Linked DNA regions of Homo sapiens: region 1 is linked to region 2. A link is a loop called in an ENCODE intact Hi-C map of the cell type or tissue named here. Cell type or tissue: natural killer cell. All regions are shown on one strand. Each heading gives the region's core, and the rest is flanking DNA. Links, peaks and the distances in the headings are about the cores only. Region 1 overlaps FCHSD2 (FCH and double SH3 domains 2). Region 2 overlaps ARAP1 (ArfGAP with RhoGAP domain, ankyrin repeat and PH domain 1).

Evidence for each region. A loop is a pair of places that touch in the nucleus more often than their neighbours do. Peaks named below come from ENCODE experiments on the same cell type or tissue, not always from the same donor. Only the 100,000 strongest peaks of a DNase experiment are listed, where the experiment ranks them.
Region 1: it touches region 2 in a loop (7-fold over the local background); 14 of 110 quality-filtered maps call a loop at or near these places.

The regions. Positions count from the first base shown.
Region 1 is chr11:72,843,529-72,855,999 of GRCh38, reverse strand. It overlaps FCHSD2 (FCH and double SH3 domains 2), which reads left to right. Exons shown (of 20, transcript NM_014824.3): 14 at 6,111-6,245; 15 at 12,468-12,471. It also overlaps a transcript of ATG16L2 not described here. Among named protein-coding and RNA genes, the nearest start is that of ATG16L2, 35 kb to the right of the region's middle. RefSeq lists an enhancer at 6,601-7,102. In natural killer cell, for the core only: CTCF peaks have their summits at 6,744 and 6,943 (motif pointing right); a DNase peak (open chromatin) is centred at 6,929.
Region 2 is chr11:72,720,420-72,732,410 of GRCh38, reverse strand. ARAP1 (ArfGAP with RhoGAP domain, ankyrin repeat and PH domain 1) reads left to right here. Exons shown (of 35, transcript NM_001040118.3): 3 at 5,239-5,791. The coding sequence starts at 5,283. Among named protein-coding and RNA genes, the nearest start is that of ARAP1-AS2, 26 kb to the right of the region's middle. RefSeq lists enhancers at 2,593-2,662, 10,045-10,114. In natural killer cell, for the core only: CTCF peaks have their summits at 6,786 and 6,993 (motif pointing left); DNase peaks (open chromatin) are centred at 7,000, 9,820, 10,060 and 10,580; H3K4me3 peaks cover 1,732 bases; H3K27ac peaks cover 4,245 bases.

The DNA.
Region 1 (12,471 bases), core at 2,207-10,206, 130 kb before region 2:
GTGCTTGGGTGTAGCGGGCAAGAAACAAATATTTGAGGCTGTTTGTCTCTTCTTTATTAGGTTTTTAATTTAAAAAGTAAAACGTGCATATTCTAATAGTTCAAAGAGTATAGATGTATATAAAAAGCAAGTCAGTCATTTCCTCTATTCTCCAGTCTTTATTCTTCTCATTCTGCCTTCCCCTGTCAGATACGTATGCTCATATAAATATTATTTATATTCACTATATCACGGACAGTGCTCTAGGTAAGTGCCTGTGGATCTAACTCATTTTTTACACTCAATGCCATTTCAATTAATAAATGCCTTTTAGCTATGATGGGTAATATACCTTGAAACTGGGTTAAAAAATTATTCTCCTTGTGTTACATTTCAGAAGAGAGTGTGCTTTTCACGTTTGTTCGTGTGTATGGTAAAATATACAAATTTACCACTTTAAGTGTAAGTTTAGTGGCATTAAGTACATTCACATCATTGTGGAACCATCCCCACCATCCATCCATCTCCAGAACTCTTTTTTTTTTGAGATGGAGTCTCACTCTGTCACCCAGGCTGGAGTACAGTGGCATGATCTTGGCTCACTGCAACCTCCGCCTCCCGGGTTCAAGTGATTCTCCTGCCTCAGCCTCCTGAGCAGCTGGGATTACAGGCACCTGCCACCACACCCAGCAACTTTTTGGTCTTTTTTGTTTGTTTGTTTGTTTGTTTGTTTGTTTGTTTTTGAGACGGAGTTTTGCTCTTGTTGCCCAGGCAAGCTGGAGTACAATGGCACGATCTCAGCTCACAGCAACCTCCGCCTCCCAGGTTCAAGCGATTCTCCTGACTCAGCCTCCTGAGTAGCTGGGGTTATAGGCATGCGCCACCACACCCGGCTAATTTTGTATTTTTAGTAGAGACAGGGTTTCTCCATGTTGGTCAGACTGGTTTCGAACTCCCGACCTCAGGTGAACTGCCTGCCTCGGCCTCCCAAAGTGCAGGGATTACAGGTGTGAGCCACCGTGCCTGGCCTAATTTTTGTATTTTTAGTAGAGATAGGGTTTCACCATGTTGGCCAGGCTGGTCTCGAACTCCTGACCTTACGTGATCTGCCTGCCTCGGCCTCCCAAAGTGCTGGGATTACAGGCATGAGCCACCGTGCCTGGCCCATTTCTAGTATTCTTTTCATCTAGCAAAAGTAAAACTTTCTGGCCATTAAGCAATAACTCCCCATCATGCAGCCTCTGACAATCACCATTCTGCTTTCTGTCTCTATGAATTTGACTACTCTGCATACCTCAAATAAGTAGAATCAGAGTATTTTATCTTTTTGTGACTGGGTTATTCCACTTAGCATAATGGCCTCAAAGATCACCCATGTCATATGTAGCATGTGTCAAAATTTCCCTCCTTTTTAAGACTGAATAAACTGGGCATGGTGGCATGTTCCTGTAGTCCCGGCTACTCGGGGGGCTGAAGTAGGAGGATCCCTTGCATCCAGGAGTTCAAAGCTGCAATGAGCTATGATCGCACCATTGCACTCCAGCTTGGGCAGCAGAGCGAGACCCTGTCTCTAACCAGATAGACAGATAGGTAGACAGACAGAGAATAATATTCCATCGTATGTATGTATACCACATTTTTATTTGGTTTGTGGTATATACATACATTTTACTTATCCATTCATCTCTCAATGGACATTTGAGTTGCTTCTACCTTTTGTGAATAATGTGGCTGTGAACATTTGTTTACAAATATCTGTTCAAGTCTGTGCTTTCAGTTCTTTTGGGTATATACCCAAAATGGCATTGCTGAATTATGTGGTAATTCTGTGTTTAATTTATTGAAGAAACATGTTACTGTTTTTCCATAGCAGCTGTACCATTTTACATTCCTACCAGCAGTGTATAAAAGTTCCAATTTTTCCACATCCTTGTCAACACTTGTTATTTTCTGGGTTTTTAAAAATATATATAACAGCATCCTAATGGGTGTGAAATGGTATCTCATTGTGGTTTTGATTTGCATTTCCCTAATCATTAGTGATGTTGAGCATATTTTCATGTGGTTATTGGCTATTTACATAAATTATTTGGAAAGATATCTCTTCAAATCTTTTGCCCATTTTTAATTGGATTATTTGTTGTTGATGGTCAGTTTTAGGGATTCTTTATATATTCTGGATATTAGTCCCTTTTAAGATACATAACTTGCAAATACCTTATCCCATTCTGTGGGTTGTCTTTTCACTCTATTGTTCTTTGATGCATACATATTTTTTATTTTGATAAGGTTCAATTTATCTGTTTTTTTCTTTTGTTGCCTATGCTCTTGGTATCATATTTAAAAAACTCATTGAGGTGGGGGGATTGCCTGAGCTCAGGAGTTCGAGACCAGCCTGGGCAACACGGTAAAACCCCATCTCTACTAAAATACAAAAGATTAGCCGGGTGTGGTGGCATGCACCTGTAGTCCCAGCTACTTGGGAGGCTGAGGCAGGAGAATTGCTTGAACCTGGCAGGCGGAGGTTGCAGTGAGTCAAGATTGCGCCACTACACTCCAGCCTGGGCAACAGAGCGAGACTCTGTCTCCAAAAAAATCATTGCCAAATCCAGTGTCATAAAGTGTTTCCCCTGTGTTTTCTTTTAAAGTTTCATAGGCTTAGGTATTTGATCCATTTAATTTTTTCTGTGTATCGTATAAGGTGAGATTTCAATGTCATTCTTTTGCATATGGGTATCCAATTTTTCCAGCAACATTTGTTGAAAAACTGTCCTTTCCTCCACTGAGTGGTCTTGGCATCCTTGTTGAAAATCATTTAATCATGTATGTGAAGGTTTATTTCTGGGCTTTCTAGTCTCGAACTCAATTTTTAAAAAAACTTTTAAGTGCAAGAGTACATGTGCAGGTTTGTTATATAGGTAAACTCGTGTCATGGGGGTTTGTTTTACAAATTGTTTCACTACCCAGGTACTAAGCCTAGTACCCAATAGTTATTTTTTCTAATCCTCTCCCTCCTCCCACCTTCTGCCTTCAAGTAGGCCCCAGTGTCTGTTGTTCCCCTCTTTGTGTCCATGAGTGCTCATCATTTAGCTCCCACTTATTAGTGAGAACATGCAGTATTTGGTTTTCTCTTCCTGTATTAGTTTGTTAAGGATAATGGGCTCCAGTTCCATCCATGTTCCTACAGAAGACATCATTCTTTTTTGTGGCTGCCTAGTATTTCATGGTATATATGTACCACATTTTCTTTATTCAACTTGTCATTGATTAGTATTTAGGTTGATTTCATGTCTTCGCTAGTATAAATAGTGCTGCAATGAATATACACGTGCATGTGTGCATGTGTCTTTTTTTTTTTTAAGACAATCTTGCTCTGTTGCCCAGGCTGCAATGCACTGGCACAATCTTGACTCACTGCAACCTTCACCTCCCAGGTTCAAGCAATTCTCGTGCCTCAGCCTCCTGAATAGCTGGGATTATAGGCATACCACCACGCCTGGCTAATTTTTGTATTTTTAGTAGAGACAAGGTTTCGCCATTTTGGCACCACCCACTTTAGCCTTCCAAAGTGCTGGGATTACAGGCATGAGCCACCACTCCTGCCCATGTGTCTTTATAGTAGAATGATTTATGTACCTTTGGGTATGTGTCCAGTAATGGGATTGCTGGGTTGAATGGTAGTCCTGTTTTTAGCTCTTTGAGGAATTGCCACACTGCTTTCCACAGTGGCTGAACTAATTTATACTCCCACCAGCAGTGTATAAGCGTCCCTTTTTTCCATAACGTCACCAGCATCTGTTATTTTTTGACTTTTTAAATAATAGCCATTCTCAGCCAGGCATGATGGCTCACTCCTATAATCTTAGCAATTTGGGAGGCCAAGGCGGGAGGATCACTTGAACCCAGGAGTTCAAGACCAGCCTAAGCAACGTGGTGAAACCCCTTATCTACCAAAAAAAAAACACCAAAAACAAAAATTAGCCAGGTGTGGTGGTGCACACCTATAGTCCCATCTATTTGGGAGGCTGAGGCAGGAAGATTGCTTGAGCCCAGGAGGTTGACACTGCAATGAACCGTGATTGTGTCACTGCATTCCAGCCTGGATAACAGAGCAAGACCCTATCTCAAAAAAAAAAAAAAAAAGCCACTCTGACTGATGTGAGATGGTATCTCATTGTGGTTTTGATTTGCATTTCTTTAGTGATATTGAGTGTTTTTTCACATACTTCACGAACTTTATTTTTTTTCTTGTTTTGTTTTCTATTTTTTGTTTTGTTTTGAGACAGAGTCTCGCTCTGTCACCAGGCCGGAGTGCAGTGGCACAATCTCGGCTCACTGCAACCTCTGCCTCCCAGGTTCAAGCAATTCTCCTGCCTCAGCCTCCCAAGTAGCTGGGACTACAGGCGCATGCCACCATGCCCGGCTAATTTTTTGTTTTTTTGTTAATAGAGATGGGGTTTCACCGTGTTAGCCAGGATGATCTCGATCTCCTGTCCTTGTGATCCGCCCACCTCGGCCTCCCAAAGTGCTGGGATTACAGGAATGAGCCACCTCACCCGGCCGGCAACCTTTATTTTTAATGAGTGTTATTAATCTATAATATGGATACATCAGAGTGCATTCAAACATTCCCCTGTTGATGGACATATAGATTGTGTCGAGGCGTTTGTCACTACAGGCAGTGTTGCAGTAAACATCTTAAAATACATAGTCTTACACCTTGGTGCTTTTATTTCCCCATGATGTATTCATAAAAGCGGAATTGCTAGATCAATGGTATGTTTAGTTTTTAATTTCAGTGAACAGGTTGTTTTTTCAAAAGGATGTATGAATTCACATTTCTACCAGCCATAGATGAAATCCTGTTCTCCACATCCTTGGTAGCACTTAGCAACCTTTTTTTTTTTTTTTTTTTTTTTGAGACAGAGTCACGCTGTGTCGCCCCAGCTGTAGTGCAGTGGTGCAATCTTTCTTGGCTCACTTAGTCTCCACCTCCTGGGTTCAAGAAATTCTCTTGCCTCAGCCTTCGCAGTAGCTGGGACTTCAGGCATGCACCACCATGCCTGGCTATATTTTTTTTCTATTTTTAATAGAGATGGGGTTAGGTTTCACCATGTTGGCCAGGCTGGTCTCAAACTCCTGACCTCAAGTGATCCACCTACCTTGGCCTCCCAAAGTGCTTGGATTACAGGCGTGAGCCACCACACACCTGGCCTGAAACCTTTTTAATGTTCACTAACAGGATCAGTTAAAATTTAGAGGCCCTTGTCAGTCAGTACTTAACAGTGAAAAGTGAAAGGATACTGATAAATATTTCTTACATATTTGACAGAAACTTCCTTCTTGATTTAAAAAAAATCTCTGTCCTGGCCAGGCACGGTGGCTCACACCTGTAATCCCAGCACTTTGGGAGGCTGAGGTGGGTGGATCACAAGGTCAGGAGATCGAGACCATCGTGGCTAACACAGTGAAACCCCATCTCTACTAAAAATACAAAAAATTAGCCGGGCGTGGTGGTGGGCACCTGTAGTCCCAGCTACTCGGGAGGCTGAGGAGGCAGAGCTTGCAGTGAGCCGAGATCACGCCACTACACTCAAGCCTGGCAACAGAGCGAGACTCCGTCTCAAAAATAAAATAAAAAAAAATCTCTGTCCTAGGCCTGGTGCAGTGGCTCACACCTGTAATACCAGCACTTTGGGAAGCCGAAGTGAGTGGATCACTTGAGGCCAGGAGTTCAAGACCAGCCTGGCCAACATGGTGAAACCCCATCTCTACTAAAAATACAAAACAATTAGCCAGGTGTGGTGGTGGGTGCCTGTAATCCCAGCTATTCGGGAGACTGAGGCACGAGAATTCTTGAACCTGGGAGGCCGAGGTTGCAGTGAGCCAAGATCACGCCATTGCAGTCCAGCCGGGGTGACAAGAGCGAAATTCCATCTCAAAAAAAAAAAAAAAAAAAAAAACTCTATTCTTTCATAACATGAAAAATGTAAGTGCGAAAGATAGTCATTTCTATGCAGAGTTAAAAGGCAAATTAACATTTTGAAACAATCAGGTTTTAAGTGTTTTTCCGGCTTTCAACCATTTTCTTGAAGTAAGGAAACTAGCCAATGGTTTCTAATTTTTCTTAGCTTAATGCAGATACCGAAAGAGAAGAAGGCGAAGAGTTTGAAGATAACATGGATGTTTTCGATGACAGCAGTTCCAGCCCTTCTGGCACCTTAAGAAATTATCCACTCACCTGCAAAGTTGTTTATTCCTACAAGGTTTGTATTTCTCCAACATAATGTTATTAAATTCTGATTAACTCTGAAGATACACATGACTGTATCCATCCAGTCTCTCAAGCTGTACTTAGCATAAAATTGTTATTAGGTTAATATTGGGGCAACATAACAGAATGGTGATGAGTTTAGGCTCTGACTTGACGTCTTTCACTTGCTACTCCGTCTGCCTAGAACTCTTTTTTTCCCCAAATCTCAGTTGGTTGTCCCCTGCTCCTCATTGAAGCTCAGCTCAAATAGTTCCTTCTTAAGGTCACCCATAACCACCTAAATAAATAACCAACTCCTCAGTCACTACTTGTTATCCCATTGCCTCTTTTATTATATAGCACTTCTGCTCAGCCAAACTTAATCTTATTTATTTTCATATTTCTTTGATGCTCCACTAAAGGTCCATGAAGGCAGAAATTTTGTCTGTGTATGTGTACCTTGTCTGTGTGTCTTCAGCCCCGAGGACGATGTCCAGCCATAGTGGGTCATCAGTAGATAATTGTGGGATGACTACATGAATGTTGGAAGGGAGGCGTGAATACATGAATCTTCTCTTGCCCCTGTTCTGGTGGAGGCATGTGTGAGAAGGGGCAATGCGGAAGGCTATCAGAAGGGAAGGTCCTGGAGAGAGAATCCACCTGTCATGCACCAGATTCACTCCTCCGCCACATCCCTGTGTAGCCAAAAGGTGGCAGTGTTTGGTAACCTCAATATCAGTGATTCCCAGACTTGTTTTGAGTTTAACATCCTTTCATTTTATATTTAAATTCATAATACTTCCTGTTCATTGAAAGTGTTAGCATTTTTTTCCAATGTAAATCGTTTTGATAATCTTTTGAAAATTTAAAATCATCTTCTCAGATACTTGGAAAGGTATTACAGGGTATTATAAAACTAGCATTGGAATTGTTTCCTGATACCACCTCCCATTATATTTACTTGAACGTCCCAGAACTAAAATTTAAGTTCCTTAAATAGAGAGATTCCTAAGTGTCTGAGTGATTTTAAACAGTTCACATTCATTCAACATTCCCTCTGTTGGCATATCCCAGGCACATCCCTGCGTTAAATAGACTATGAACATCTATTTAGTCAGTTAATCATTGAATAAACATATAGAGTGCCCAATATGTGATACACTGGGGGGATGCCAGAATGAATATGACATCTCTCCCCTCTAGGAATGGACAATCTATGAAGGGTTAAATATTAAACTGGAAAATAGAACAAGTGTGAAAAGATTTATAGTAAAGGTAGAGCCACTAATTCTACCTGGATCATTGGGAGAAATTTTACAGATGAGGTGGCATTTAAAGTAGGTCATGATTTAAGACCTTTCTAGATGCAGTGAGAAGGTAGGGAGAGGAAAGAGCCTTCTAAGCAAAGAGAACAGCAGGTATAGAGACAGAGTGTGATGAGAGTGTGGGGTGTTCAGGAAATGTTAAATTCAGTGGTGTAGGAGTGGGAGAACAGAGGGGCTGTGCATAAAGGTGTTTGTTGTCAGATAGTAAAGGGCCTTGGGTACCAGACTTAGAGGTTTGGTTTTTATCCTGGCTAGGAAGATCCTTAGATGGCCTGAAATCAGATTGGACTTTTAAGAAGCTAACCTGGTCATGGTATAGATATTCTAGAGGACAGATTAGGATACAGAGGGACTGACTTTAAGCCTAATCATAATTCTTATAGTCCAGACCAAAAAGGAGGCCTCGAATAATCTGGTGAGAACAAAGAAACTATATTTAATGGTTAGAGTTGGCCGGGAATGGTGGCTCACGCCTGTAATCCCAACATTTTGGGAAAATGAGGCAGGTGGATCACTGAGGTTAGGAGTTCAAGACTGGCCCAACCAACATGGTGAAACCCCATCTCTACTAAAAATACAAAAATTAGCTGGGCGTGGTGGCGGGCGCCTGTAATCTCAGCTACTAGGGAGGCTGAGGCAGGAGAATCACTTGAACTCAGGAGGAGGAGGTTGCAGTGAGCCAAGATCGCACCATTGCGCTCCAGCCTGGGTGACAGAGCGAGACTCTGTCTCAAAAAAAAAAAAAAAAAAAAGGTTAGAGTCAAAAGCCTTAAGAATGTTCATAACTTTTGACCCTATTAGCATCCATCCTAAGGAAGTAAATCATAATATAGAAAAGTTTTGGACACAAAAATGTCCTTTCATATAGTACTGCTTTATAATGTATGGCACTTCTGCCCAGCCAAACTTAATCTTAGTTTTCATATTTCTTTGACTCCCCGCTAAAGGTCCATGAAGGGAGAAGTTTTGTCTCTGTATGTTTACCTTGTCTGTGTGTCTTCAGCCCCTAGGACAATGCCCAGCACGTAGTAGGTCATTAGTAAATAATTGTGGAATGAATACTTGAATGATGGAAGGCATGAACAAATGAATCCTTCCCTTGACCTCATTCTGATAGAGACATCAGTGAGGATAATAGAGCTCATGACTGGATGCAATGGCTCATGCCTGTAATCCCAACACTTTGTGGGGCCAAAGCGAGAAGATCACTTGAAGCCGGGAGTTTGAGACCAGCCTGGGCAACAAAGAAAAACCTGGTCTCTACAGAAAAATTTTAAAATTAGCTGAGCATGGTGGCACATGCCTATCGTCCTAGCTATTCAGGAGGCTCAGGCAGGAGGATCACTGGAGCCCAGGAGATCGAGGCTGCAGTGAGCCATGATTACACCACTGCACTCCAGCCTGAGTGACAGAGTGAGACCCTGCCTCTAAAAAATAAATTTTAAAAAAATTTAAATTTGGCAGTTCAATGAGAATAATTAAACTAGACATTCATATACTATAGCCATAACATATAATATTATGAAACTTACTGAAATTTTCATCAAGAGTTTTTCTATATAAGAAGAAACCCTTATGTCCTAATATTAAATTAAAAGGTAGGATACCAAATTGTATGTACCGTAAGAGCTCAATTATGCATATTTTCCAGCTTTTCTACGATGAACATGTATGATATAATCAGGAAAAACATATTGTTTTAAAAGAAATACAGGAAATTTGGAGAGATACTGGTGGAAACGGAGCTCTGGTTGTCACTGGATACTAGGACTTAAGGAGACAGTATGAGAGTATGTGTGTATTTAATAACCATTTACTGCTCACTGTCTTTAGTTGGGGTAAGTGAGAAGAAATGTAGTCCCTAATTATTTCTAGTAGGAAGCTCACAAGGACAAACTCATTAGAGCATCATGGTAGTCAGTGTTATGGGGACGCTCAGAGAGCCTTTTAAGAACAAAATGGGGGCTGGGCACGGTAGCTCACGCCTGTAATCCCAGCACGTTGCGGGGCCAAGGCGGGCGAATCGCGAGGTCAGGAGTTCGAGACCAGCCTGACCAACATGGTGAAACCCCGTCTCTACTAAAAATACAAAAAATTAGCCAGGCATGGTGGTGTGCACCTGTAATCCCAGCTACTTGGGAGGCTGAGGCAGGAGAATTTCTTGAACCTGGGAGGCAGAGGTTGCAGTGAGCCGAGATGGCACCACTGCACTCCAGCCTGGGCAACACTGTGAGACTCCGTCTCAAAAAAAAAAAAAAAAAGAGCAAAAGGAGGAGCAGCTTACTCATCATGAGTAGTCTGGGAAAACATATGCGCTCAGTCTCAAGTCAAAAGTAATCGTAACTACTTATCTATCTATCTATCTATCTATCTATCTATCTATCTATCTATTTATTTGTAATCCCTTCAATAACCCTATGAGGAAGATATTATCAAACACCCCATTCATTCAACAAATAGTGCTTGAGCACCTTCCATGTATCAGTGCTGTGGGCTTTTCTAGGCTCTGGGATATAGCATTGATCAAAACAGACAAAAATCTTTGCCCTCATTGAGCTTATATTCTAGTACGAAAAAAGAAAACTGAGGTTCAAAGGTATCTTACAGTCACTTGCCCATAAAAATATACTGAAGCTGGACTTAAACCCACAGTAATCTAAGTCTGCTCATCAGATAGGAAAGAGGGAACAGAGCCTGATGGACGGAAGAACACCTATAAAAGCACAGAGGCAAGGAAGAACATGGTATGCTCAGAGAATAGAAATAGTGTGCAGGGGCCAAAGCGTCAAGAGGCCCACAGGGACCAAACTCTGCAGGGTCTTGATAGCCATGCAAAGAACTTGACCTTGTTAGGTGGAAGAATTGGTCATCACTGCTTTAGGATGGGATGATCAAGCTAGTGTCTGCTTACATTGGACAACTAGTGCTGCAGTGTTGAAAAACTTGCATGGACCTCCATGGTTTTTGTTTGTTTGTTGTTGTTTTTTTTTTTTTTTTTTTTTTTTGAGACAGGGTCTTGCTCTGTCACCCAGGCTGGAGTGCAGTGGTGTGATCTCGGCTCACTGCAACCTCTGCCTCCCTGCAACCTCTGCCTCCCTGATTCAAGTGATCCTCCCACCTCAGCCTCCCAAGTAGCTGGGATTACAGGCACGTGCCACCACACCCACCAATTTTTTGTATTTTTCATAGAGACAGGGTTTCGCCATGTTGCCCAGGCCGGTCTCAAACTGCTGGCCTCAAGTGATCCACCCACCTTGGCCTCCCAAAGTGCTGGGATTACAGACGTGAGCCACCTCACTCAGCCTCTCCATAGCTTTTTATAAGGGCAGCAGTTTATTTAAAAGTGTACTACCTCCCTGGTTTGCTGTCACATACATTAACGTCTGGTCGTGTTGATACTTTTTAGGTCTTGCCATGAAAAACATTTTTATTACAAAAATGCCTTTTGCTGGCATATTCAAGGCATAGTGTGGTTTCAGAGTAGTGAAGGAATTCCATTGGAAAAGCTATCAAGGGTAAATGAGTGGGGTTTTTTCCTCAATATTATTTTTCTGTCTCAGGGAGCTATGGCAACATCCAGAATCTGGATTTTGATGAAATGTTTTAATGTTCATAAAATGGGAAATTGATCTTGAAAATGACCCCTTTTTTGCCTTATTTTTGTTTGTGTAACTTGGAGTTAATTTTACATTTTGAGATTGTGAGATTTTAAAAACTTTATGGTTTTAGGTGATGGTTTTAACCCATCTTGGGACTTGGGGAAAGCTTTTAAGACTGTTTTCTAGAGAGCCAGAAGCCAGCAGGCCCCTGTCTATTACACATGACAGGCAAGACTGTTAGGAAGCAAAGCCACACGGACTTTCCAGCCCCTCTGTGGAGCCTCAGAGCGTTTACAGATTTGGCAGTCTCAAGGGCAACATGTGGGTGGCTGATGCTGGTGGATTGCTGCTGTCAGGGATAATAAAACCATTATGGTTAGCAGCTTGTACGGTAGCACGCAAATGGATCAGCTCAGTCTCCACACAGTTAAGTTGGAGCATAAGAAATCCAAACCATGACTGATCTCAATCATTTCCTTTCCTACAATTTTTTTCTTTTGGCCACTGCTTTACAGTGATTCCAGATCAATCCTAGGCACTGCACCCACTATCATCAAATTCACGTACATAGTTCTTTGCATTTTCACTGCATGCTTGTCCATGGGAGCCCTCTGGTAGCAGTTCCAATTCAGTGCCTTCTCGTTTGCCTTTGCTTCCCAAATCATCACAGTTCTGTGCTTATCCATCCCACATTGACTCACATCCTCCAGAAAATGGCAGGATTGTCATTTCAAAGAAATGGAGGCATCAAGTTGAATAACTTGATACAGAAGCTGGAGTTGGAACCCAGGTCCTCTACTTCCAGGAAGTGCTCTCTTTTTTTGTTTGTTTTTTTAGAGACAGGGTCTCGCTCTGTTGCCCAGGCTGGAGTGCAGTGGCTCACTCATGGCTCACTGCAGCCTCAACCTCCCAGGCTCAAGCGATCCTCCCACCTCAGCCTCCCAAGTAGTTGGGACTACAGGCATGTTCCACCATGCCTGACTAATTTTATTTATTTATTTACTTATTTATTTATTTATTGGTAGAGATGGGGGTCTCGCTGTGTTGCCCAGGCTTACATGTTCTGTTCATTGAACGTCATTGCCTCTTGAGGATTCAGTTTCTTGAGTTTTTGTTATGGTTTTATTCTGTTTAGTTTTTTAAAGTAAAACTTCACCTCATTATGAAAGTTTTACAGCATTTAAATTTTTATGTTCAACATGTTTCTCAAAATCATTTCAATATTTTGATCCCCAGTTTTTGTCATGATCAGCTCACATCTGCTCCTTATCTAACCTTTTTAATTTTGTCCATGACCATCCTACACTGCAGGCTT
Region 2 (11,991 bases), core at 3,992-11,991:
TTTTCCATTTTGAGAACTGAGCTTGAGAGGCAGAGGGTGAGGCCCAGAGAGCTTGCTACGAGCCTCCCAGCAGGCCTTGGAACCTTGGAACAGGGTGGGGGTACGAGACAGAGGGACAAGGCAGGGGCCAGCAGGCTGAATTGCAGGTCTGTGTTTATGTATCTCCTCACTGGATTCCCCTCCCTGCCTGGCAAGTTTTGTTCCCTTTCTCATTCTCAGGCTCTATTCATGGTTATCACATTCCCTTTTAATTTTTATTTACTTTTTGGAAAATGATACAAAATTTAAAAGATACAGAAGGGTATAGTGTCTCCTGTCTTCCCAGCTGTCAATTCCCCTCCCCAAACTCAGTTTTATATATATCCGTCCAGTTTTCTGTGTTTATATTTGCATATATATATAACATATGTATATTTTTTTCTTTTTCTTTAACCGAGATGTTTACATAACACTGTTCTGCATCTTGCTTTTCCACTTAACACATCTCTAATATCATTTTATATGAACTTTAGAATCTGCTGGTCTCAACAAATTCCAGCTGGTAATTTTAGTTGGGATGGTGTTAAAGTTTTAGCTTAACCCTGGAGGAACTGACATCTTTATATGTTGAAGTGAAAAGTCTCCCTCTCCTCAGAGGTGGATTTCCAGGGAAGCTGGAGTTTGAGGTGCAGGGCTCCTTCCAGGATCTAAAGAGGGTCCTGAACAGTGTGTGCATGTGGTCATGTGTTTTTGTGAATTTTGCAAAAGTGAGATACTCTTAAGGAGAATGTGTTAGTCTGTTTTGTATTGCAATCAAGGAATACCCTGAGTAATTTATAAAGAAAAGAGGTGTATTTGGCTCAGGGCTCTGCAGGCTGTATAAGCATGGCACCAGCATCTGCTCAGCTTCTGGTGAGGCCTCAGGAAGCTTTTAGTCAGGGCAGAAGGCAAAGCGGGAGCAGGCATGTCACATGGTGAGGGAGGAAGCAAGAGAGAAGCCGGGCTCTTTTAACCAGCTAGCTCTTACATGAACAAATAGAGTGATAACTCACTTGTTACCATGGGGAGGGCACCAAGCTATTCATGAGGGATCTGTCCCCGTGACCCCAGACACCTCCCACTAGGTCCACCTCCAACATTGGGGGTCACATTTCAACATGAAATTTGGAGGGGACAAACATCCAAACCATATCAGAGGGCACTTAAATTGTGTAAGCTTCAGGTCCCATGAACTTCAGGCCCTGTGAACTCTGCATCTTCCACTGTTCCCTCCTGTCCCTTCAGGCCTTAGTTTTCGTCCTAGGAGGAAGCTGATAACTGTTGTCACCTTGCCCTCATGTGTCTTTTCAGAGATACTTTGTTCATTTACCAGTAGCTGCACACTACTCCATGCTCCCCCTTGTTTTTTTCACAGAGAGAGAATGTTACACAAACTGTTCTGCACTTTTCTTTACTCCTTTAACAGTGTATCTTATAGATCATCCCATGTCAATATGTGAGGAGTTTCCTCATTCTTATGGCCGCTCAGTATTCTATTGCACAACTACAACATAATTTAGTTAACTATTCTCCCATTGATGGCCATTTTGGTTATTTCCATTCTTTTGCTATTAAACACAGGCACTGTAGCTAGTAACCTTCTATATATGTCAATTCTGGCAGGTGCCAGTAAAAATGCAGGCTAAGTGCCTATGGGTGGCTGGGTCAGCCATCTGCATCTCTGTTTTTGGGGGAGGCGGGAGGACAAAGTGTCCCCCAGGCTGGAATGCAATGGTGTGATCTCGGCTCACTGCAACCTCCACATCCTGGGTTCAAGCGATTCTCCTGCACCTCAGACTCCTGAGTAGCTGGGATTACAGGTGTCTGCCACTGTGCCTGGCTAACTTTTTGTATTTTTAGTAGAGACGGGATTTTACCATGTTGACCAGACTGGTCTCGAATTCCTGACCTCAAGTGTTGGGATTACAGGTGTGAGCCACCGCGCCCAGCCCAGACATCTGCATCTCTTAGGGCTTTCATGCCTAGAGGCATTCCACAGCCAGGGAAGGGATGCCCTACCACATCACCAATGCCTGTATTTTCCAACTTTATTGCTCTTTGACAATCTGATAGGTAGAAAGCAGTATTTCAAAATATTTTACATTCATATTTCCTAGTGTGGGGGAGGTTAAGTTCCTTTTCAGATATTTAAGAGCCATTTATATTTTCCTTTTTGTAAATTTTTTCATTCATACTCTTTGCCCATTTTTCTGTTAGATTATTGATCCGTTTCTTATTTCTGCATGCTTTTCAACTTTTAGGAAAATGAGCCCTTTGTGTGGAATATGAGTGGCAGATATCCCCTAGTTTGTTGTTTAGCTCTTGGCTTTGCTTATGGTGCTTTTTACCATGCAAGAGTGCTTGATTTTTGTAGAGTTGAATATTTCAGTCTTTTCTGTGTGCCTTCTGGACTTGTTTCATTTCCAGAAGGCTTTTGCCTCTCTGAAATGATTTTTTTTTTTTTTTTTTAGAGACAGTCTCACTCTGTTGCCCAGGGTGGAGTGCAGTGGTGTGCAGTGGTGTGATCATAGCTCACTGCAGCCTTGAACTCCTAGGCTCAAGCAATTCTCCCACCTCATCCTCACAAGTAGCTGAGACTACAAGTGTGCAGCTGCCTAATTTTTAGGTTTTTTTTTTAGTAGAGACAGAGTCTTGCTGTGTTGCCCAGGCTGGTCTTAAACTCCTGGCCTCAAGCAGTCCTCTTGCTTTAGCCTCCCAAAGTGTTGGGATTACAGGCGTGAGCCACCATACCCAGCCCTAGGATGATTTCGTAAATCCTTTCATTTTTTATTTTTTATTTTTTTTTCTGAAGTGGAGTCTCTCTCTGTTGCCCAGGCTGGAGTGCAGTGATCTCGGCTCACTGTAATCTCCACCTCCTGGGTTCAAGCAATTCTGCCTTAGCCTCCTGAGTAGCTGAGATTACAGGTGCTTGCCACCATGCCCGGCTAATTTTTTGTATTTTTAGTAGAGACAAGGGTTTGCCGTGTTGGCCAAGCTGGTCTCAAACTCCTGACCTCAGGGGATCTGCCTGCCTCAGCATCCCTAAGTGCTGGGATTATAGGTGTGAGCCACCTTGCCCAGCCATGGTTTTTTAAAATACTGAAGTCTTTGATACAGCTGTAATGTTTCTTGTTGTAAAGTGTGAGATAGGGATCCACATTAGTTTTTTTTGAGAGCACTCCACAGCTGTCCCAACAACTTAAGAATCCCTTGTTTCCCCACAAGTTTGAGAGGCTACTTTTAGTGTATCCTAAATTTGTATATGTATTTGGGTCTACTTTTGAACTTTCTGTTCTGTTTAATTGATCTGTCTGTTCATGCACTGTTACCATATACTGTTTTAATCATTGTGGCTTTATAATATGTTTTAACATGTGGTGAGGTTGACTCCTACTCTTTACCCTCCCCGCCCTCCACCCCTGCTTCCAGAATTTTCCTCACTCTTCCTGCTTATTTTTCCACATGAAATTTCAAATCAGCTTCAAAAAAAATTCTGTACATATTTAATTGGATTGTGTACATTTATAAAGTAACTTAGACATCATTAATCTCTTTATGTTGTCTTCTATCCAGAACTTACTGTGCTCTGCCATTTGTCCAGGTCTTCTTTTTGTCCCTCAGTAACACTCCCAATTTTTCTTCCTATCGCTGTTGTTTATCTCTTAGGAAGTTTATTGGTGTTTTCTATTTTGTGATGCTTTTGTAAATGGGGTCTTTCATCCTGGTTTCTACCTGTTTGTTGCTTATAAATGTTGATTTCTGTTATATTAATTTTCGTTTGTTTCTTTTGTTTTTGTTTTTGTTTTTGTTTTGAGACGGAGCCTCACTCTGTTGCCCAGGCTGGGGTGCAGTGGCATGATCTCGGCTCATGGCAACCTCTGCCTCCTGGGTTCAAGCAATTCTCCTGCCTCAGCCTCCTGAGTAGCTGGGACTACAGGCGCATGCCACCATGCCTGGCTAATTTTTTGTATTCTAGTAAAGATGGGGTTTCACTGTATTGCCCAGGCTGGTCTGAAACTCTTGAGCTCAGGCAATCCACCCGCCTCGGCCTCCTAAAGTGCTAGGATTATAGTTGTGCCCGGCCAGTCTGTTATATTAATTTTGAACCCAACTGTCTTACTAAAGTCTTTACTGGTTGTTATAGTTTCTCAGTTGACCTTCTTGGGCTTTCAAACTCAACACTCATATTATTGGCAACAAATGGATAGTTTATCTCTTCCTTTCTGATTTTAAGACCTCTTGTTTATTTTTGTTGTCCAGAGCTTTCAGAGCAATGTGAGGAATAATAATAACAACAGTAAAATGGATATTCTTTTCTCATTTAAGAAAGTATCAATTTATTTCTGTTTTAGTAAGATTTTTGTTTGTGTAAGTAAGCTGGATATTGGGTTTTATCATATGCCTCTTTAGTGTCTGTGGAGATAATCAGATGACTTTTCCCTTTGATCTGCTAATCACCTCTTTTGGTCACCTCTTCATATCACCTCTTGACTCCCACCAGGCCAGGAGCTCTTGATTACAGGGTGCAGGGGTAGAGCCTGAGTCCCCATTGCCTAGTGCCAGGCTATTTTGAAAGAACAAATGGATGAATGGCCTTAGTGATGGGAGGGTTTACCCAATTCCAGGGCCAGGCCCCCAGAGGCCATGTGATGCTGGGTTTACTCACGTCCCACAGCATTTCACTTCCTCCAGGGGCATGGAGGTAGGGGGAGGCTAGTCTCGGCTCCCAGACTGGGCTTGCAGGAGGGACCAGCAGTGGTATCCTTCAATGCTCGCTAAGCCCTTGGCCTGGCCCTCACTGGGAACTGGTGCCTCAGAGGGAATTAGCCCTGCCGTGGGTCTTGCAGAGGGCAGTGGGGAGGAGGTATAAGACACAGCACCAATCATGCCACTGGCCATTCTCACGGCAGTGGCCAAGGCTGTGTGTTGGGGTGTGGGGTGGTACCAACCCCAGAGATCATGGAGGGTTTCCTAGAGAAGAAAACATGAGCTGGATGCTGGGATAGCACAAGGGAAGGGGTGAGGGGGTTCAGGCGGAGAGAAGAGCCTGTGTGTTCAGAGACCTGGCAGTACCTGGCCTTGCTTAGCACATGGAGCACAGGGGAGGAAGCTCCAGGACAGAACTTGAACCTATGGCTTGAGAGAGCCATGCAGGCTGCTGGTGAGGGGACCAATCCTCGGCAGCCCTGCCTCTGACCTGTGCCTGTCTGTCTATTCTAGCTCTGGACAAAGCCCTGCCAGTCAGGCCTCCGCTGGCAGGAACCATGGCAGAGGCTGGGGATGCTGCGCTATCGGTGGCCGAGTGGCTGCGGGCATTGCACCTGGAGCAGTACACGGGGCTCTTTGAGCAGCATGGCCTGGTGTGGGCCACTGAGTGCCAAGGCCTCAGCGACACCCGCCTGATGGACATGGGCATGCTACTCCCTGGTCACCGCCGCCGCATCCTGGCTGGCCTGCTCCGTGCCCATACCTCACCGGCCCCTGCACCCCGCCCCACCCCACGGCCTGTGCCCATGAAGCGCCACATCTTCCGCTCACCACCTGTGCCTGCCACTCCACCCGAGCCGCTGCCCACCACTACAGAGGATGAGGGGCTCCCCGCTGCCCCACCCATCCCGCCCCGGAGGAGCTGCCTTCCGCCCACCTGCTTCACCACCCCATCCACAGCTGCCCCAGACCCTGTGCTGCCCCCGCTGCCTGCTAAGCGGCATTTGGCAGAGCTGAGCGTTCCACCCGTGCCGCCCCGCACCGGACCCCCCCGCCTGCTGGTGAGGTGAGTGGATGCCACCCAGGGTGGGAGGCGCACAGGCAGAGGATCCCAGAGGGTAGATGGGGAGTTTGTGGCCTTTGGTGCTGGGGTAAGAAAGGCACTTCGGAAGTGCAGGGGGAACAGCGTGTGCAAAGCTCGGAGGACAGGATTGCTGTCTGGTGACTCAGGAGGAGGGGAGAGCTGTGCAGGTACTCAGCGCAGTGCCTGGGCTGCTGGGCGTGTGCCAGTGAGGCCTCCAGGTTTCTGTCTTGGGTGGCTGGGTGGACAGTCGTGCCATCACTGATCCAGAGACCCAAGGACAGAAGTGACTTTGGGAGGAAGTCGAGTTCAGCTTGGGACCTGGCAACTGTGAGATACTGCAGGGTATCGGGGTCCATGCCGGCATCAAGAGGCAACATGTGTAGGAAACGGAAAGCTGCGGGGTAGGGTTGGGGGTGAGGGGACTGCCCAGGTCCTGGTGGTGTGCTCTTTCACACCCTGTCCCCTTCTCCCACTGCCAAATGTCAGCAAATCCTGGGACACTTCTCAGGCCTCATCTGGCATGCCCTCCCTCCTCAGAACTGTTTCCCCTCTGGGGCTTCTGGTACCCTGTGTTTTCTTGAGTTTCCTCTGGCTCCTGTGGATATTCCATGTTAATCTCCTTCACAGACGCCCTCCCTTCCTGCCATCTGCTGGGATGCCCGGCTGTCAGGGAGCATCCCCAGACAGGGTAGATATGTGTTTGGGGTGAGGGAGATTTGGTGGAGCACTTGGGCGAAGTGAGGCTAATCTTGGAAGGCTTCTTGGAGGAGGAAGGGGTGTGCGGAGAGAGGTCTCCTGGTCCCTGTTTGTTTATTGCTGGGCACTCTGCTGGGCTCTGTGTTTCTATGGTCTCCATGATCCCTGCAGCAGACCTTCTGGGAGATTTGTGTACTGGCTTTACGAGCAGGACATGAACAAATCAGAGGGAGAGCAGGGAGGGGGCCCTGGCTGGATCCATGCCAAGGACATACTCAGGGGGCCTTGTGGGGAGGGTCTGGGAGATTCTTTCCACCCAGGGAGGAGCATTAAGTCAGGGGGCCTTGAAGACCAAGCTAGTGCTGTGGTGTTTTGAGGGTTGATTGGTAGAAGCACAAAAAGGGTACATGCTCTTCCTGGGTTCACACAACTCGTAACAGGTATAGGGTCTCTCCAGGAACCTGGAGGGAAGCTCAGATTGAAGGTTCCTGGTGCCCTTGCGCCCTCTAGTGACCATTCTTCTGCATGCAGGAGCGTTTTCTATTTCAACCCCATCAGCTTGTGGGGGGGAGAGAGAGAGAGAAAAAGAGAGAGAGAGAGAGAGAGAGAGGTTAGAAGAGAGAAGAGGATAGAGAAGAGAAAGTCTGTCTGTCTGTCTCTGGGGTTGGAAGTGGGTGAACAAAGGGAAGAAGCAGGGCCCTGGCCAGGTCCCCTCTCAGGCCCTTCCTGTGACTCCCGGACGGGCAGTGGAGGCCTGGGTTCCTGCTTGGGAGGCAGGATGCCTGGGTCGGGCCCAGCTAGCTTTGTGACTCTGATGAGGACCTGCTTCTCTGGGCCTGTTTCCCCATCAGGTGCCCTCTGTGGTCCTCCATAGACTTCTGGGCCCTCCTGGCACTGACATCTGAGTTCAGGAGGCTTGCTGGGTAGGAGGAAGTCCTGTCCACACCCCAGGGCTCCAGGGTACCAATGCCTACTCTCAGAGCCTGTCTGAACATAGCCATTTAGGCAACATGAGGAGGAGGCCAGGCGCCATGGTCGGGAAAAGGTCTAGCCCCTTGTAGTTTGAGTACCCAAAATCTGTTCTGTGCTAAGAGAATTGGAAGAAAAGTATTTCCTGCAATTTGGGACTATTCCTTACGGCAGAGTATGGTAGTGGGTAAGCTACCAAGCCTGGCTTCCTGTGTCCTGGGGTCTTTGGCAGTTGGAGTCATGGGCATATGCAGTCTTCAGCTTTGTACACACTCAACTCAGAGAGTGTATGGTCTTCAAAGCCCTGTGGTAGGAAAAACTCACAGCAGATGGAGCCTCATGTGTGTATACCAGGCCAAGACTGAGTGCTGTAGTGATCAGGGTGGGGGCCAACATGGACCCTGACTGGCCACCTTGTCCGCTCTCAGTCCCTTCCTGTGATCCCCAGGCTCCATGGCATGTAGAGAGGAACACTGCTCCTGCCCACCCCCGCCTTGTGGGAGTCCCATCACAGTGTCTCATGACATGGCCTTCCTACCCCTGCTTGCAACCCCTCATGATGGGGAACTCACTCTCTCAACCTTAGGGCCTTTCACACAAGGTCATGTGGTGGCTGAGGCCGGTCATCTCCAGGCTCCCCAGTGGAGCTTGGGGGTGGATGCGTGTGCATGTGTGTACTCTCAGTGTCTCGAGTCAGTGTGAGGCATGTCTGGGCCAGTCTGTGTGTGCACCCATACAGATGGGTGTGGGTGGTAGTACAAGCTGTCAGGGTAGTAGAATGTCTGTGCATTTACACATTCAGACAGGTTCTGAGAGTGTGTGCTACTAAGATGTAGAAGCATGTAGGGATTTGTGCAGTTTCAGTGGTGACATGGAGTGGTGTGTATGTGAGTTTATCAGGACCTTTGTGCTCAATTACTGCTGTGGTGGAGACCCCAACAGTGTGTGAGTACATCCGCGAGTGTGCACGTGCTGTTTGAGCAGAACATGACATTTGTGTTATTTGTGCACTGTCAGGCTTGAGCCAGTGTGTGCACGTGTGTGTACATGTGCTGCCAAGAGGGAGAGCCCATTAGGATGGCAGCTCCACTGGGGCCAGGATCCTAGTCGATTTTGTTTGCTGCAGAATCCCCAACATCTAGAACAGTGCTGGATGCCTAATAGGCCCTTGGGAAGTATATCGTGTGGGTGAGTAAATGATTGCCAACGTGAGCTTGTGTACTGGCACGTGCTGAGCTTGGGGTGCATGTGGGTAAACACGCATGTGACTCAGCACCCAGTGAGTGCCCTCAGCACAGCTGGGCCATAGGGCCCTGAGCTCACCGCCCCAGCTCCCTGTCCCCCATCCTACTACCCAACCTACGTCATCCCAGATATTTTAGGAAGGGAGAGGTCTTCAGAGGAGACAGGTGGGAAGAACGAGGCTGTGATAGGATTGTAGGCCACAGACCAAGGTTTAGGCAAATCAGAAAACAAGCAAGGATGGAGTTCCCTCCTCCTGGCCTTGGCATGGCCCAGGACTCTCAGAACCAGGCTCATGATTCTGCCTGGCCTAGGGGGACTCTACATCACCCCCAGAGTCTGCACCCCCTGCTATTATTATTATTATTATCATCATTATTATTAATAGAGACTAAGTCTCTCTCTGTTGCCCAGGCTGGAGTGCAGTGGTGCCATGATAGCTCACTGTAGCCTCGAACTCCTGGGCTCAAGCAATCCTCCCACCTCAGCCTCCCAAGTAGCTGGGACTACAAGTGTGTGCTACCACACCTGGCTAATTTTTAAATCTTTTGTAAAGACGAGGTATTCCTTTGTTGCCCATGCTGGTCTTGAACTCCTGGGCTCAAGCAATGCTCCTGCCTCGACCTCCCAAAGCACTGGGATTACAGGTGTGAGCCACTGCACTCGGCACCCTACCATTAATTTAAACTCGTGGTGGGGTGCTTGCTGAGGAGCCCAGAGATGCTGAGAAACTTGCCCAGAGTCACCCAGCCCTGCAGAAGGGAAGCCGGTGCCCAGACCCTGCCTCCTGGCTTCAGGTCAGGTCTACTCAGCTCTTAAATGCCGCAGACATGAGCCCTGTGAACTGGCTTCCCTGAGGGTGGCAGAGGGGTCGTTTCTGATGTGAGGTTCCAGGGTCATGCCGCAGATCCCCTCCCAGCTTGCTCTGGCCTTTGGTGTCCCCCTCTGATACCTGGATGCCTGGAGGCACCTCAGGAAGAAGGAGTGTGTGCCCAGAAGGCAGCTGCCCAGCTGGAGCCACACTGCCAAGGCTTCCCTCCTGTGCCCTTGACTGCCCTGCAGTCCAGCCAATCCCTGGTCTTCCTGGAGGCTGATCACTTGTTGCCAGGGCAGAACTTGCGCCCTTCAGAGAGCCTCTTTCCTAGCCTCTCTGTCTCCTTATGCGGGTGGAGTGGTGGAGAGGCCACCGCCAGGGCTTGTCAGTCAGGACTTCCTGGGCATCCACCCTGTGAGGGCCTGCAAGATCAGTGGACACTGTTGGTTGTCTCTTCCCAGCTTGGGTGGGGGTGCAGCCTGGGGGCGGGGAGGAAGTGTCTGCCCCGGGGGATTCTGGGTGACTTTTCGCTTTCTCAGTGTTTTCAGGAAGTGTGTGTGTTGGCCACGGCTGCAGGAGGTGGGGGAGACACAAAGCAGGAAGCCTCCGGGAGACCAGAGCTGGGTGCAGACATACACACACACATACACACAGACACACAGAGTCACACACACTCACACACACTCTCTCTCTCTCTCCCTCTGTCTTTCTCTCTCTCTCTCTCTCTCTGTCCTTTCCTCCTGGACAGATCCACAGTTATACACAGAAACAAACACACACGCACGTAGAGAAGTGATTCACAAACACTTAAAGACATAAATCACAGGTGCAAAGCCATACCTGGGCTCAAAAACCTCCAAGAGAACGCAGCCTCAGACCCACCCAGGGGCCAGGGGCCAGGCTGTTTGCGAGACCAGCCCAGGCGGGACCCAGGCTTGCACGGGCAGGTACACGACATTCTTGGGCATACGCAGCCCGCCTGGCCGGAGCTGTGGGAGTCCTCAGCCCCAAGACCCAGCAGGCGTCTGAGGGTAAGCGAGGTGCCGCCGTTGCTGTTGTTGCTGTTGGGCACGTAGGAGGGAGGCCCTGGGAGGGCTGAAGTCCCTGTCTGTCACCTCTGGCCTGGTTTTCTGTGCTGCTCTCCTCCCCCTTCTCTTTTTTTCTCTTAGAGTTTTGTCTTATTTCACTTTCCCCACTTCTTCTCTTTTTCCCCTGCCTTTTCCTTTTCTCCCCTTGTCTCATCCCTCCCTCTTCCCTGGGCTTTCTAGGTCTCCACCTCCCCATACGCCTCTCCTGGGTCCACCAGGAGCCCACGGTGCCTGTTTTCTGGGCCTTTCTCAGACTCTGCCCCACAGAATACTCCTCTTTGGGGTTCTTGCCCCTTGGGGGCCTGGTGCTGATCACCTTACTTCTCTGCTCCCACCTCCCTACACCCCTCTGGGGATTCGTTGGGGAGGCTTAGTTTGGCTTATTTCACTGTCAAGTTCAAGGGTGCTGTGATTCTGAACCTCTCACCCCCAGACCAGGGTGATGGGGAGATGGTGTGCTGCTTACCCCTCCTCCCCAGGACTGGTGCTGTGGTGGGTGCTTATGGAGTGTGGGGGCTGGTCTCCCCTTTCCTGAGTTACCGTGGATCCCTAATGAATTCAACAATCCTGTGCTTGGCTTATTGGGGACATAGACCTCTAACCAAGTCCTGTCCACCCACCCGGCACTCTTCAGCCCTGCCCTGTGCCCTTGGCTCATCTTTTCCATAGGGCCCAGCGGATAACTGCACCTGCTCTTTCTGCCAGGCCAGGCCAGGCCTGGGCTGGACCCAGGAAGAGCTCAGTACTTCTGTGAGCTCCCTGAGGATGAACTTCCTCCTGCTGCTGCCCTCAGGAGCCAGCACAGGGCCAGGCCTGGGAAGCGCTTAGAGCTGCCATGGGAAAGGGGCCTCTGCCACCTCCTGCCCAGACAGCAGGGCTGGCCTGTGGGAAAGCTGAGTGTAGGTCTGGTGGTGGAAGGTCAAACAGGTTGTGTGGGCTTAGAGGAGGGAGGGAGCGGTTTGATGGACTTCCTGGAGGAGGAGGCATGCCCTGAGCACAATGGAGTTAATAATCCCAGGTCATTATATGAAAAAAAGCCCCTAGCAGAATGTTTGGCACATAGTGAGCGCTTAGCAAGTGGTAGCTGTTGTCCCAGGGAGAAGTGCTGAGAGCTGGGTGAAGGCGCGGTTGTGAGGATGGGCTCCAGGTTAACTGGGCACTGCTGTATGGAGAGTTTGGGGAGCTGCAGACCTTCTCCAGTGATGAGGATGCGAGTAGGGTGGTGGTCATTCAGTACCCACTTACTAAAGCCCCTTCTGTGCTGGGAACTGCTGGCGGCATGGAGAGGACTGGCCCTAGGGGCTCCCGGCTTGTGCAGAAGTTGAGAGAAGCAGACCGTGGACATCCCATTCTAGCAAGTGAGACCCTAGGAA